Linked DNA regions of Homo sapiens: region 2 is linked to region 1. A link is an interaction called in ENCODE POLR2A ChIA-PET data of the cell type or tissue named here. Cell type or tissue: MCF 10A. All regions are shown on one strand. Region 1 overlaps CLIP1 (CAP-Gly domain containing linker protein 1). Region 2 overlaps VPS33A (VPS33A core subunit of CORVET and HOPS complexes).

What was found. Peaks named below come from ENCODE experiments on the same cell type or tissue, not always from the same donor. Only the 100,000 strongest peaks of a DNase experiment are listed, where the experiment ranks them.
Region 2: POLR2A ChIA-PET joins it to region 1 with 5 read pairs; 2 of 35 experiments call an interaction of 5 or more read pairs at or near these places.

The regions. Positions count from the first base shown.
Region 1 is chr12:122,316,876-122,320,875 of GRCh38, reverse strand. It overlaps CLIP1 (CAP-Gly domain containing linker protein 1), which reads left to right. Exons shown (of 26, transcript NM_001247997.2): 18 at 1,528-1,644. Among named protein-coding and RNA genes, the nearest start is that of VPS33A, 52 kb to the right of the region's middle. In MCF 10A, no CTCF peak of the experiment used is centred here; a DNase peak (open chromatin) is centred at 2,045.
Region 2 is chr12:122,243,038-122,247,037 of GRCh38, reverse strand. It overlaps VPS33A (VPS33A core subunit of CORVET and HOPS complexes), which reads left to right. Exons shown (of 13, transcript NM_022916.6): 7 at 2,276-2,469. Among named protein-coding and RNA genes, the nearest start is that of DIABLO, 19 kb to the right of the region's middle. In MCF 10A, no CTCF peak of the experiment used is centred here; no DNase peak of the experiment used is centred here.

The DNA.
Region 1 (4,000 bases):
TAGCCCGGTGTGGTGATGTGGGCCTGTAGTTCCAGCTACTCAGGAGGCTGAGGCAGGAGAATCACTTGAACCAGGGAGGCGGAGGTTGCAGTGAGCTGAGATTGCACCACTGCGCTCCAGCCTGGTGACAGAATGAGACTGCCTAAAAAAAAAAAAAAGAGTCTCGCTCTGTCACCCAGGTTGGAGTACAGTGGTGTGACCTTGGCTCACTGCAACCTCTGCCTCCCGGGTTCAAGCGATTCTCCTGCCTCACCCTCTTGAGTAGCTGGGACTACAGGTGCGTGCTGCCACACCCGGCTAAGCTTTGTATTTTTAGTAGGGACTGGGTTTCACCATATTGACTCCTGACCTTGTGATCTGCCTGCCTCGGCCTCCCAAAGTGCTAGGATTACAGGCATGAGCCACTGCGCCTGGCCTGTTAATTAATTTATTTTTTTAGAGGTGGGAATCTTGCTGTGTTTCCCAGGCTACTTTCCACCTCCTGGGCTCAAGCAATCCTCCCGTCTCAGCTCCCTGAGTAGCTGGGACTGTAGGCACATGCTACCATGCCTAGCTATATTTTCATTTATTTTTATGGTTATTTTTACATCTAACTTTTTTTTTTTTTTTTGAGACGGAGTCTCGCTGTGTCGCCAGGCTGGAGTGCAGTGGCGCAATCTCAGCTCACTGCAACCTCCGCCTCCCAGGTTCACACCATTCTCCTGCCCCACCTCCCAAGTAGCTACAGGCACCCGCCACCACGGCCAGCTAGTTTTTTGTATTTTTATTAGAGACGGGGTTTCACTATGTTGGCCAGGATGGTCTCAATATCTTGACCTCGTGATCCGCCTGCCTCGGCCTCCCAAAGTGCTGGGATTACAGGCGTGAGCCACTGCGCCCGGCCTATATCTAACTTTTTATAATTAATTTTGATAGTTAACAGCTAAGAATTTGTCTCCATATGCATCTTTTTATTCACAGCCGTGTTTTTATTCATTACCCACAACTTGCATTAAATGCTTCTCGTTAAACACTTGAGCCTTATGTTAGAAGTGCCCAAATAATTTTTATATTTATTTGAAAAATTCTCAGCCTAAATTTGAGTGACTTTGAAAGCCCCAGATTTGAAATAGCAAGGATGGTATTTTAAACTTATAATAATAAATATGATTCCAAGAAATTCAGCTATATAAGGATGTTATTCATTGTTACCTCCGAACGGTCTCTCAAACATAAGTCAGAATGAAGGGAGCATGCTTGCCAGTGTCATTTGGAACTTTCACTGGAAGATGTATGTTTACATGCAAATTGCATAACAATTGACATTGAAAAATGGCAGGAAAGGGTCTGCATATTCTACTTCAGAGTAAAGACCTTTCCTGTCCTGGTCCGTCTGTTTCAGCACTGGATTGTGACTGATTCACCCTCTCTGTGTGCCTCCCTTACCCACACAGACACTGAGTGCTGCCTGAACAGCACAGCCCGATCCTCACCTAACGGTGTTGGCGAGGGCTGTCCTCATTTCTCACAGTGTTTCCTTGTATTTAGGCTGCTCAAACAGCGGAAGATGCCATGCAGATAATGGAACAGATGACCAAAGAGAAGACTGAGACTCTGGCCTCCTTGGAGGACACCAAGCAAACAAATGCAAAACTACAGAATGAAGTAATCAGATTTAAATAGCTTTTTATACAAAGAACAGCTTACCAACTTGGTAGAATGTTTGGTCACTGACTCAGGATTGCTTATGTTTTTGAAGTGTGTGACTTTACACAGGTTTGAAATGCATGCCAGAGCCACGATAATCTTAAATAAAGTGTATCACTTCATTACTTATTAGGATCAACTTTACAAATTGAGGAAAAAATCCTAATAGTGTGGCTAAGGTGACTGTTTACTGATGGCACTAGTGAGAGGAGGTACTGATGGCCTGCTCTAGCTTTTGTATCCTTGATCTTACATCACACACATTGTTTTTTCTCTTCTCTTTCCCAACTTTGAGCCACTAAGTTTTCTTCCTCAGCCCTGAGTCTGATGTAGGCCTTTTCTTGGCCCAATTCAGTACTGATTTCCTTTTGTGTCATCTTGAATGAGTCACTTTTGGAGCAGGGACAAATATGTGGCGTCAAGATATTTTGATTCTGTCCACAAGTAGCATTTCTCCTTCTGTGGCATTTCTCCTCCTCTTTGGATTTCCCTGCTCCCACCCTCCTAGCTCATACCAACCCTTTCTTCATTTGGAAAGCTGTTATCTAAATCCTAAGCCGACTGAGGCACCAAAATGGTTATGTGAAGTCCTGTGGAACTTCAGATGCTTTTTTGTTGTTGTTGCTTTTTTTGTTTTGTTTTGTTGTTGTTGTTTTGAGATGGAGTCTTGCTCTTGTTGCCCAGGCTGTTGTGCAATGGCATGATCTCGGCTCACTGCAACCTCCACCTCCTGGGTTCAAGTGATTCTCCTGCCTCAGCCTCCCGAGTAGCTGGGATTACAGGTGCCCACTACCACGCCTGGCTAATTTTTGTATTTTAAGTAGGGACGGAGTTTTGCCATGTTGGCCAGGCTGTTCTGGAACTCCTGACCTCGTGATCCTCCCACCTTGGCCTCCCAAAGGGCTGGGATTACAGGCATGAGCCACCACGCCCAGCCCAGATACTTTTAAAAGTAATAGGCAGGTAAGACATTAAGGAAGGAAAGCAAGGGGGAGGCAGTGGCCAAACTGAGGAGCCACTGTAAAGACCAGGCCTCCTCATTGTGGAGGTCAAGGATCAACTTTTCAAAGGAGATGAACATTTGGAGGTAATGATATGATAAATAACAACACTTCACATAGAAGGAAGTACATTTATAGAACTGACAATCCTAAGAGAAGATGACTTAAACTAAAAGTATAAAAGCATTAAAAAATCATAGCTGTTAATCAAAATTAGAAGCTGAAGTAAATGAGAGGATTTTAGGGAATGTGTCTAACCTGCAGCAGTGGAACCAGGGGGAACTGTGTCGTTCTATAACAGATCCCTTGGTGTCTTTGTTATAGCCAGAATTCAGGGTTGGATGAACCATATTTTCGGACCCATTGTGATATTTTATTTTTCTTGTTCTGTTAATCTGGAATGTTAGGTGTTAAAAGGAAGATGGTAGTTGTAAAACTAGCAAGACATTTTCTAGGACTCCTGACTGGTGGCATGTGGCATGGCAAAAGGAGATAGCTCCCTTTTCTGGCTGTAGGAGACAACTTCTCAAGGCCCAGAAAGCCAGCATGGCCCCAGGAGCCACCTTGAGGAATGGAGGCCCACATGAGCTACCATCCTTGGTGGTGGCTCTGCACCTAGAGCTCCAACCACCTGCCACAGCCTATGATCAGTCATATCCCCACTCATCCCAGTGACAGCTCTGGCTTTCCACCAAGAGCCAGGCCCTCAGCTGGCTGCATCCCCGTGGGCCAATGATGGAGCCAGGTGGGTGTAAGTGCCCTTCAGTCCCACGACATGGCTTTTTCCTCTTCAGGTTCAAGTTCAGATGGGTAACTAAATTTTTTTCCAGTCTACAAATAATTTTGATTCAAATAAATAATTTTTGTAATGAGGACTATGTAAATCTGGTACTGACATTGAAAAATATCGTATCCTAAATCACTAATCTTTGGGGAAAGAAAAGGGTTTCTTTTCATTACAAAGAATAATCCTTGCTGATGTCATTGCTTTGCATTTTATTTCTTGTTTTTAATCATATTTGAATAGCAAGTTCAGTGATAAGTGCTGATAATTGTACACAAGATAAAAGAAAACTTTACTTCTGTGTAGCAATCTAGTTTGACCTTTTGGCCAGGTGTACAGGATATATATATATCAGACTAAATGTAAGGAGGAGGTTTGCAGTTTGTAATAGACTTGTCATCTGTAATCTCTTCACCCAGGAGACTTTTTTTTTTTGCGAGTGACTAATTTCATCTGTCTTTTCAGTACACATTTTCATGAATAATTTGTTCATTCATGTCACTGGAAAATGAAATAATTTCATCAAGTT
Region 2 (4,000 bases), 74 kb after region 1:
TGTAGTTTATTGTAGTTAACAAAAAATGGAATCAGGTTGTACAAATAGTTTCAAACCTGAGTTTTGATTTGGTATGCTAATGAGCATTTTCCTAGTGTATGCATACTGTAATCGTTACATTAAAATCCACAGTATAGGGCAGGCATGGTGGCTTATGCCTGTAATCCTAGCACTGTGGGAGGCCAAGGCGGGCCAATCACCTGAGGTCAGGAGTTCGAGACCAGCCTGACCAACATAGTGAAACCCCATTTCTACTAAATACAAAAAAAAATTAGCCAGGTATGGTGGCGGGTGGCTATAATCCCAGCTACTTGGGAGGCTGAGGCAGGAGAATTGCTTGAACCTGGGAGGTGGAGGTTGCAGTGAGCCGAGATCGTGCCACTGCACTCCAGTCTGGGTGACAGACTGAGACTGTGTCTCAATTAAAAAACCAAAAAGTGGCTGGACACACTGGCTCATGTCTGTAATCCCAGCACTTTGGGAGGTTGAGGTGAGCGGATCATCTGAGGTCAGGAGTTCGAGACCAGCCTGGCCAACATGGTGAAACCCGTCTCTACTAAAAGTACAAAAATTAGTCGGGTGTGGTGGCGGGCGCCTGTAATCCTAGCTACTCAGGAGGCTGAGGCAGGAGAATCGCTTGAACCCGGGAGGTGGAGGTTGTAGTGAGCTGAGATCACGCCACTGCACTCCAGCCTGGGCGAGAGAGCGAGACTCCCTCTTAAATAAATAAATAAATAAATAAATAAAATAAGAGAGAGAGAGAGATCCTCCCACCTAAGCCTCTCAAAGTGCTGGGATTACAGGCGTGAGCCACTGTGCCCAGCCTACATAAGATTTTTTTCATATATCAGATTATTTTCTTTCCCTGGATTCCCTGATGCAGGATTTTTGGGGTGAAAGGCACTTGGTACATGTTGCCAAATTGCTTTACTGCAGAGTTACACCAGCTCCATGCCATCCGTAGTTCATGAGCACATGTGGGGTGTTCCAGGAAAATAGGGACTCACTTGGCTTGGCAGGAGCAGAGTAGGGAGAAGGAGATTAAGGCTACTTCGCAGAGGAAGTGGATACCATGCTAAGGAATTTGGAAGCTTATTCTAGATCAGGGTGTACAGCTTTTTCTATAAAGACCCAGATAGTAAGTATTTTAGGCTTTTGCTTGTTACAAAGTGCAGGTCATACAGAGGAACCTCCTTGTCTCTGTCATTGTCATGTGAAAGTAGCCATAGACAATACAAAAAGAATAGCTGTGGCCATGTGCCAATAAAACTTTATTTGCAAAAACAGAAAGTGGGCTGGGCATGGTGGCTCACACCTGTAATCCAGCACTTTGGGAGGCCCAGGAGGGTGGCTCACCTGAAGACAAGAGTTCAAGACCAGCCTGGCCAACATGGTGAAACCCTGTCTCTACTAAAAATACAAGAAAATTAGCCGGGCATGGTGGTGGGTGCCTATAATCTGAGCTACTCAGGAGGCTGAGGCAGGAGAATCATTTGAACCCAGGAGGTGGAGGTTGCAGTGAGCCGAGATCGTGCCATTGCACTCCAGCCTGGGTGACAAGAGTGAAACTCCGTCTCAAAAAAAAAAAAAAAAACAGAACGTGAACAGAGTTTGGTCCTCAGACCGTAGTTTCTAATTCTTGTTCTAGGATGGCTTTTAAACTATTTTGGATTCCAATCCACAGTAAGAAATGTATTTTATATCATGAGCCAGTATATACACACATGTATGCATGTGCATGTTAAACTGAAACAAAAGTTTTATTTAAAAAAAAAATAAAACGAAGCCACCACTAGCTTCTCTAACAGCGTGTGATAAGCTTTTGTATTTTCTACTCTGTGCTGTTTTTGGTACTGTTGTTTTGTTTTGGTTTCGTTTGGTTTTGGTTTTAAGATGCTACTTGCAACCCACCAGCTTGATTTCATGATCCACTAATGGAACATGATCTACAGTTTGAAAAAATACTAAAAGTCAATGGGGAGATCCTTGAAAGTTTTCTGAGTGGAAAAGTGACCTAATCCCTGAATAAGTTTAGGAAGTGGACATTGCTGCATGTGGTTTATATAGGTGCCCCAAAGATAATGAGAACTGTGGTATCAGTATTAGAGTCACTACTTCCTGTACTTTGATCATGGAAAATCAAAAGCTCAGAGCTATGTGTCGTTTGCCGTCTTCCATTTTCTCCTGAGTTGGAAATTCTGTTTTGTGCTTGGTTACCGGATTGGTTCTTCCAGTCATTGCACACAGGTGCTTATTCCCTTCCACTGCTGCTCAGGTTATGTGAAATTACCTCCAGAGAAATTTGCACCTAAGAAACAGGGCGATGGTGGTAAGGACCTCCCCACGGAAGCAAAGAAGCTGCAGCTGAATTCTGCAGAGGAGCTCTATGCTGAGATCCGAGATAAGAACTTCAACGCAGTTGGCTCTGTGCTCAGCAAGAAAGCAAAGATCATCTCTGCAGCATTCGAGGTGAGGCAAGTTTTGGGTGTCATTCTGCAACTCTAGGCCTCAGGTAGATGCCCACCCCTGAGGGGAATAAGAGCTCCAAAAATATGTAGCCATTAAACCAGGCTTCAATGCAACTTTTCTCATCTTCAGTAACTGCAGATTCAGTATTGGAAGATCCGAGGTTTTCATTTTAAACTTTCTCAGACCCGCGTTGCGTAAAGTTCTTTTTGTGTGGAGGGTAGGTGGAGGCGCAAGTGTGTGCAGTTTACAGACTTCCATCATAAACATTTGCTTTATCGTCTTAAATTATTTCCTACCTTGCCTAAGAGGAAGCCATCTGTACTACAAATAAAGAATCCTCTATAATAGAACTTGTGGTTCATGCTGAAAACTCAAGTTTAGCCAGTGTGACTGCGGCAGGGGAAGTCAGCACGTGTGGCAGGTGATAATGAGACTGAAATCCCCAGCAACCCCGAGCTTTGAAATTGGTGGCTTCATTATCACCTTCCTGCCTCCTCTTGCCCGTTCACTAGTTTATTCTTGCTCAGGCTCCTTTTTGAAACATGGGAATTCAACAAGATCATAAAGTCTGAATATTTCAACTTTGGAAACATAAATGGGAAGTTTTTGAAAATGAATTTTTCACTGAGTATGTAGTTCTAGATTTTTTTTTGACAGGGTCTCGCTTTGTCTCCCAGGATGGGTGTAGTGGTACAATCATGGCTTACTGAGCTGCTACCTCCCAGGCTCAAGCAATCCTCCCACCTCAGCCTCCCGAGTAGCTGGGACCACAGGCACATGCCATCATGCCTGGCAGAGTTTTTTGTTGTTTTTTTTTCTGTAGAGATGGGGACTTCCTGCGTTGCCCAGGCTGGCTTGGAACTAGGCCATGTAATTCCAGATTTTATCTTTCTCAGGAATTATGTTCATTAATTGATTTTCATATTTCTGAAGTTACTTTTGGTTTAAGTTATTAAATTTTGCCAAAAAATATTATCATCACCAAGCTATGTTCGCTTTGTTCATAGACTATACTCAAGACTAAGGTTCAGGCCAGGCACAGTGGCTCACGCCTGTCATCCCGGCACTGTCGGAGGCTGAGGCAGGAGGATCGCTTGAGCCCAGAAGTCCTAGACCAGCCTGGGCAACACAGCAAGACACTGTCTCTACAAAACTTTTTTTTTTTTTAACTAGCTGGGCAGTGGCGTGTGCCTGTAATCCCAGCTCCTTGGGAGGCTGAGGTAGGAGCCTAGGAGGCGGAGGCTGCAGTGAGCTGTGATGACACCACTGCACTCCAGCCTGGGCGACAGAGACCCTGTCTCAACATCAAATAAAAGACTGAGGGTCAACAGAAAAAATGGATTTTTTTCTGTTACACAGGAAACTTTTCCTCTTTATGGTACCCTCTAAACATAATTTTTTGTCTTAGTTTTTTACTCAGAAATTTGTATGGTTTATATAGTACTATCTTTCACCAATACTCAGATGTCCACAAAATACTGACACAGTGTTTAAGCTGGTACATTGGAAGACAGACTCTGAGGCATTTGCT